Regions from separate parts of the Homo sapiens genome. Here region 1 is linked to region 2. A link is a contact called in ENCODE Hi-C or POLR2A ChIA-PET data. All regions are on one chromosome and are shown on one strand. Each heading gives the region's core, a stretch centred on a gene start or an enhancer-like site at or near the end of the contact. The rest is flanking DNA. Distances are from core to core; before and after follow the strand shown. Region 1 overlaps LOC101928306 (a long non-coding RNA gene). Region 2 has its middle 38 kb from the start of NSG1.

Evidence for each region. A loop is a pair of places that touch in the nucleus more often than their neighbours do. ChIA-PET counts read pairs that join two places held with the same protein, here RNA polymerase II (POLR2A). Pooled maps may share reads with other maps.
Region 1: a loop to region 2 is called in a map with no recorded cell type, with 6 times the contacts of the local background. The contact joins two enhancer-like sites. A Hi-C loop is called at or near these places in 1 of 37 single-sample maps with no recorded cell type and 3 of 50 pooled maps. POLR2A ChIA-PET finds 5 or more read pairs at or near these places in 1 of 52 experiments (activated B cell).

What each region holds. Positions count from the first base shown.
Region 1 is chr4:4,942,209-4,945,741 of GRCh38, reverse strand. The region is part of intron 2 of LOC101928306 (a long non-coding RNA gene); the gene reads right to left. Among named protein-coding and RNA genes, the nearest start is that of CYTL1, 75 kb to the left of the region's middle. Within about 2 kb of position 1,626, at least 6 of the 41 ENCODE cell types and tissues checked have a DNase peak (open chromatin) inside an H3K27ac peak, as active enhancers do.
Region 2 is chr4:4,347,079-4,350,271 of GRCh38, reverse strand. No RefSeq gene overlaps it. Among named protein-coding and RNA genes, the nearest start is that of NSG1, 38 kb to the left of the region's middle. Within about 2 kb of position 1,576, at least 3 of the 41 ENCODE cell types and tissues checked have a DNase peak (open chromatin) inside an H3K27ac peak, as active enhancers do.

The DNA.
Region 1 (3,533 bases), core at 377-2,876, 600 kb before region 2:
CAGAAAAACTGGCAAGCCAGGACCCAGCATGACATCCAGCCCCCATCCCATCTGATACGGTTTGGCTGTGTCCCCACCCAAATCTCATCTTGAATTGTAGCTCTCATAATTCCCATGTGTTGTGGGGGGGACCCAGTGAAAGATAATTGAATCATGGGGGTGGTTCCCCCCACACCGTTCTTGTGGTAGTGAATAAGTCCCAAGATCTGATGATTTTATGAGCGGTTGCCCTTTTCACTTGGTTCTCTCAATTTTCTCTTGCCTGCCACCATGTAAGACATGCCTTTTGCCTTCGGCCATGACTGTGAGGCCTCTCCAGCCACATGGAACTGTGAGTCCATTAAACCTCTTTTTCTTTATAAATTACCCAGTCTCGGGTATGTCTTTTTCAGCAGTGTGAAGATGGACTAATACACCATCTCTTTCAACTGTCCTCCAGCCTCCTGCCTGCCCTGCTATGGCACAGCCCCTGCCTCTGCTGCTCATGGGCCTCTTTAGCTCATCCTCCCGGCCCCCAGCCACTTCCACCCTACACTGGGCTCCAGGGAGGTGAGCTTACAGGCCAAGGCAGGCCACCTGGATAGCCCATGGAACCCCTTCCCTACCATTCCAATAATGCTATTTCCATGCACAGTTGCACACATGTGTGACGGTGTGTGTATGTGTGTGGGGGGGTGTATGAGAAAGAGAGAGAGACAGAGAGAGAGAGAGAGGTTTTATCCAGAGGAAATTAAGTCTCCCCATGATCTGCAGTGCCCAGACCTGGTCTGTTCAGTTCAGCTATCTAAGCTGCAAGTTTCTCTATGAGCAAAATGGGGGAAATAAGACCTAAAACCTAATTAATAGAGTTAATACATGCAAAGTGCTTAAAAGTCCACCTCAAATGTTCAAATAATGCTCACTGGCTAGTTTTATTGTATGATTAGTGCACAGATTTGTTGTTTCAATTAAATGAGATGCTATGTACAAGGGACAAAAACAATGCCAGGTAAACTGGAGCTGCTCAATGAGCAGTTGATGTTAATTTTAGGGATAAATGCTCAGGTCCAAAAACTTTGGGTTGATGACCCCAGGCAGAGTTGAAGTAGCCAAAACTCCCTCTCATTGGCCTGCATCAGAAGGTACAGGGTCAGGGATAGTCAAGAGCATTAACCAACCTGTGCTGAGTGCCTCTGTTTGCATTGCTCTGAAATTACTTAATATCCATAATATTAGAGGATGAACCATTTAATTACGCATTTCATTTACTCTCCACTACTCTTGCCCCCATCTGAAAGAGGAGGAGGCTGAGGCACAGAGAGACTAAGTAATGTGTCAAGATCACACAGCAGGTGAGTGTTGAAACTCTGCACAGGGCACAGGGCAGAGCTCTTTCTCTCAGGAAGCAGAGCTGGTCTTTGTGCAGAATCAGTTCTACCCAGCCATTCACTCCGAGAGGCAAAAAGGGGCAGCTGCTGGACCATTTGAAGTCCCCAACCCATGTGATAGAAATGCCTCAGCTGCCCACAGCCTGCCAAAACAGACCTTCACGTCACGGGCTGGTTCCCTCGCACACGGAGTCAACCAGCCTGAAACCACCATTGCGAATCTGTTTCCTGTTTTGACAGCTCACAATCCACCGTGCCACTGCTCTTTCACAAGTCTCCTCTGCCAGCCAGGCTGCTTCTGAAGCTCAGTCATGCTTTTAATAAAGGGCCGGCGGGGGAAATCAGTCCCAGGGAGCACTGCACAAATGTACGGGCTGAGAGGCTGCCGTTCAAATGTGTTCATTGTCCACAGACTCCCCTGGCCTCCAGGGTGCAGAGGCCTTCAGCCTCCACCAGTTTCTCAACCCCACTCTGAAAGGCAGGGGGTGATGAGAAGCATTGCTTGTGGCCTGGTCCCTCATGGTAAAAAGCTGGTAGTATCACACCCCCACCCCACAACCCCTGCCTCAGCCTGGCTGTGTGTGTGTGTGTGTGTGTGTGTGTGTGTGTGTGTGTGAGAGAGAGAGAGAGAGAGAGAGAGAGAACTTTCCAACAAACTCAAGCTCTGCCACTAACTAGCTGTGTGACCCTAAGAAGTCACTTATTTTTGGAGCTTAGTCTTCTCAACTGGAAAATGAGGGGCTTGGACAACAGTGATGTTTTCAAACCCAGAAGAATCCTAGAAATTTCTGGTTGTGCTTGGCCGATTTGAAAATCCTGGGTTTGATAAAAAGATAATTCGGTTCTAGAAGCCATCACCATTGTCAGAATCAACATTCGTTGAGCCTGGTGGGGTTCAGGATGTTGCCCTGAGAGCTGGGGTACTGAGAGGTATTATATCATTTTGTTCCATGCCAAATTGCTATTGCCTTAATAGTAGCTTCAGTTAACTGATAAAGCAATCAAATAGCAAGTATTTAGTGCCATCGTGGGCCAGGGAAAAAGCCAGAACCAACCTGAACTGTTCCCTGGGTTCAAATTCCACAATATTGCTGAGCTCAGAGCCCCATCTGTAAATTGTGGATTCTAATGCTTCCCTCTGAGTTTGTGAGAACCAAGGAATTGACATTTGAAAATGCTGGACACATCTGTGGTCGTCAATAATATGCCAATTTCTCTTTCCCCCAATTATCAAAGTTTAGGGGCTAGACTGTGCCACAGAGAATAAAGATAAGAACTTTTGGCTTGAAGAACTGTTTTATTTGGCTGAAGAGAAAAGACAAACACTGAGCGTGGCTCTGCAAGCCTGCTAGGGATTTTTGAAGAAAACATTTACAATCTATCTATAGAGATGAGTAATTACTCCTCAAAGCAGGTAAAACTCTGGCTTCCCAGGGCGCCTCACCTAGATATTTTTCTAGAGTTCCCCTTTGGAAACCACTTTTAAAACCAGAGAAATGTTTTTCAAATGTATCACTGTTGTTGCCAATTCATTCATTCATTCATTCATTCATTCACTCAGCAAATATTCATTGGAATAAGTACTACATCTTAGTGTTTGAGATACCACTAGGAAGTGCAATTGTAAATACGATGGTAAAGCCAGCCCTCAGTGTCCACATGGGACCCATGGGTACTGAGAGCTGATTAGAAGATATTTGAGCATCCATGGATTTTGATGTCCTCGGGGGTCCTGGACCCAATCCCCCATGGATACAGAGGGCCAACTGTATTCCTATTGTTATTTTATCATGGATGCTGTGGTTGTTGCTTTCATTACTTTTGATAATGATATCCCTGTTCTAAAGCAGCCGATAGCCTGGATTTGATTAATTTTAGCATCAGAAGTTATTTGGAGCTAAGTATAGCAACTCAAGAAACCTATGACGTGGGGTAATAGTAAGAATGTCTTCACAGTGCTTTCTCATAATATGCTTTTCCATCAAATCATTTACTGTATCCTGGTAAGACCTCTATTAAAAAGGAGCTATTTCTCCTACTATACAGAGAAGAAAAATAAGGCTCAGAGAGAGAAAAGATCTTGTCGAAGTTCACATAGCTAAAAAGTAGCTGAGCTGCCATTAAAATTTAGGTCCCTGACACAAGTCAGTAGGACTGTCACATAAT
Region 2 (3,193 bases), core at 327-2,826:
GATTTCCCCAAAACTTGGAAAATCTTCATGAGTATTCGTATTTTATGGCAATCAAGTTATTTGCATTAGTTCAGTAAGAATCTGTTTTCTGTCACAGGATACAATTTAAGACAATTTTTTTTTCAAATCAAGATTCTGACTGGAATGACGTATTTTCAGATATGATAACACTGCTTTGAGGAATTGAAATGGACTTTATAGAGCTGATAAAAAGCCTCTTGGCAAAACTGGCCTGCTATCTTGTCTACATAGTTCCCTTTCAAGGTTTCTAATCTTGCAGTAAATAAAGAATGTGTCTTTCTGATATGCCCAGGAACCAAAAGATATTTTGGGGACCTTGGGAAGAGAGAAATTCACCCAATTTGTACAAGTATTACAGGTGCAGTCTAGCGGTGAATCCTTGGTTTGATGTCCTAGCCTTGAGACTTTTAAAAGTCTAATCTGAAATTCCTTCTGAACGTTCCAGCAAAGTCAACTTAAAAGGGTCTATATGGCCAATCACTATTCTTGCTGCACTTTATGCAAATAATCAGGCCAAGTATAATACTAAACTTTGGTAAAAATAGGGACTGGAGAAAAAAGTTAGGCTCCTGAAGAAAGCTATAGAACACCTGTTATTAGATTCCAGCCCCCGACCATTGTTTTTGAGTTCTTTTATTATTTTCCTACAATTTGAACTGAATCCCCAATGGAATAGGCTTTGTTACTATGTATCTCTCAGGGTTTTGCTTCTTCCAAGAAAACCAGAAAATGATATTCTGAAGAGTGGAGATGATTCAACAAGCAACAACAGCATTTATATAAATCAGTGGCTTGAATGAGGACTACCCAGGAATGAGACTTCCCAGCACTGAGGGATGAAGGACATCTATCACTGCCACCTGCACAGAGACTGATCATCAATGCTGCCATGGGAATAATTTTGATCAACAGGGGGGATATGAGAAAAGAAAAATAGCTCAGAGCAGGCTGAGAACTGAGAGATCTGCAGACCCACAGAGACATGGGTATGGAATTCCAGTCATTCCCTGGCCCCCTGTAGCCGGTGCCTACACCTGGGGACAATTGTTTAAAGTTATTTTGTTCCTACCGGTTGGGCGTGGTGGCTCACGCCTGTAATCCCAGTGAGAGGTGAAGCCAGCTGGGCTTCTGGGTTGGGTGGGGACTTGGAGAACTTTTCTGTCTAACTAAAGGATTGTAAACACACCAATCAGCGCTCTGTGTCTAGCTAAAGGTTTGTAAACGCACCAATCAGCGCTCAGTAAAAACGCACCAATCAGCACTCTGTAAAAACGCACCAATCAGCACTCTGTGTCTAGCTAAAGGTTTGTAAACGCACCAATCAGCACTCTGTAAAAACGACCAATCAGCACTCTGTAAAATGGACTAATCAGCAGGATGTGGTCAGGGCCAAATAAGGGAATAAACGCTGGCCACCTGAGCCAGCAGCTGCAAACCGTTGGGGTCCCCTTGCAGGATGTGGAAGCTTTGATCTTTGGCTCTTCACAATAAATCTTGCTGCTGCTCACTCTTTGGGTCCCCACTAGCTTTATTGTAACACTCACTGTGAAGGTCTGTGGCTTCACTCCTGAAGTCAGCGAGACCACAAACCCATCGGGAGGAACAAACAACTCTGGACGCGCCACCTTTAAGAGTTGTAACACTCACTGCTAAGGTCTGCAGCTTCACTCCTGAAGTTAGCGAGACCACGAACCCACTGGAAGAAGAAACTCGGGACACATCTGAACATCTGAAGGAGCAAACTCTGGACACACCATCTTTAAGAACTGTAACACTCACCGCGAGGGTCCGTGGCTTCATTCTTGAAGTCAGCGAGACGAAGAACGCACCAGAAGTAACCAATTCCAGACACACCAGCACTTTGGGAGGCCAAGACCAGCAGATCACAAGGTCAGGAGTTCAAAACCAGCCTGACCAACATGGTGAAACCCCATCTCTACTAAAAATACAAAAATTAGCCGGGCGTGGTGGCGCATGCCTGTAATCCCAGCTACTTAGGAGGCTGAGGCAGGAGAATCGCTTGAACTCAGGAGGTGGAGGTTGTGGCGAGCTGAGATTACACCATTGCACTCCAGCCTGGGCCACAGAACAAGACTCTGTCTCAAAAAACAAAAAAAGAAAAGAAAAAAAAAGTTATTTTGTTCCTGCCTAGCTGCCTCACTCATTATCTTCATGTTCCTGAAATGTGTGATAAAAAGAACAACCTATACCCAATCAAAACTTGTTATTTTACTACACGTTCTTGATAAACAACTCAGGAACTGCCTCTTCTTTTCCTTTAAAAATTTACTTTTAACTGCTGCTAATTGGAGTGTATATTCAGAGCAATTTGAATCTATGCTCCTGGGATGCAATCCTCAAGCTTGGCCCAAATAAACTTTGTACTTAAATGAATGTTGCCTCAGCTTCTTCCTTTTAAGTCAACAGAGGCAGCTGTGTTCCTCACTAGGGGTCTGTTTTCTAGGTAGATAGGGGAGCGTCAGAGAATAGCCTCCTCCAGTGCTTTGAGAGAGACAGAAGGTTGACAGGCAGGAGGAGAGGGATCAGAGAGACCTTGAGGCTGCTTCTTCAGGTCTGCATGGGAAGTGTCATATTGTGGGGAATTGTTTTCTGTGCTCCAACAATAGTATATGACATGGCCCCATATCTGTCCCAGAGAGAGGCCCTTGTCATACTTGGAAATTTTTCTCTTTATGACTCTTGTCATGAGTATCTCAAGTCCTTTTATTCTGCACAATTTTGTACACATTTGTGGTCCCACTGGATATACAATTTTGCATCCCTTCTCACTTAGCATAAGCATTCTTCTAAGTTAGCAAAAACCCTTTTATTTTATCAATGCCTATGGTTAGACATTTAAGCTAGTTTTAATTTGTTTCTGCCACTGTTTTTTTTTTTTTTTTTCAGATGTTGTAACAGCATCTTTGTATAGAAATTGTGACCACATCTCTGATTATTTCCTTGGGAGAGAGTTTTAGAAGTGGAATCATGGAATCAAATGGAATGGATCTTTTGGCCGCCCCTGGGAAACACTGTCCAATTGCTTCCCGAAAAGAGGCCACAGCAATGTAGGAAAGTGACTGTTCAAGAAACAGTTTCCAGCATTCACAATTACCATTTACAAAAACTTTCACTAATGAAGGCCAAGAAATGGCATCTTACATCAGTTAGT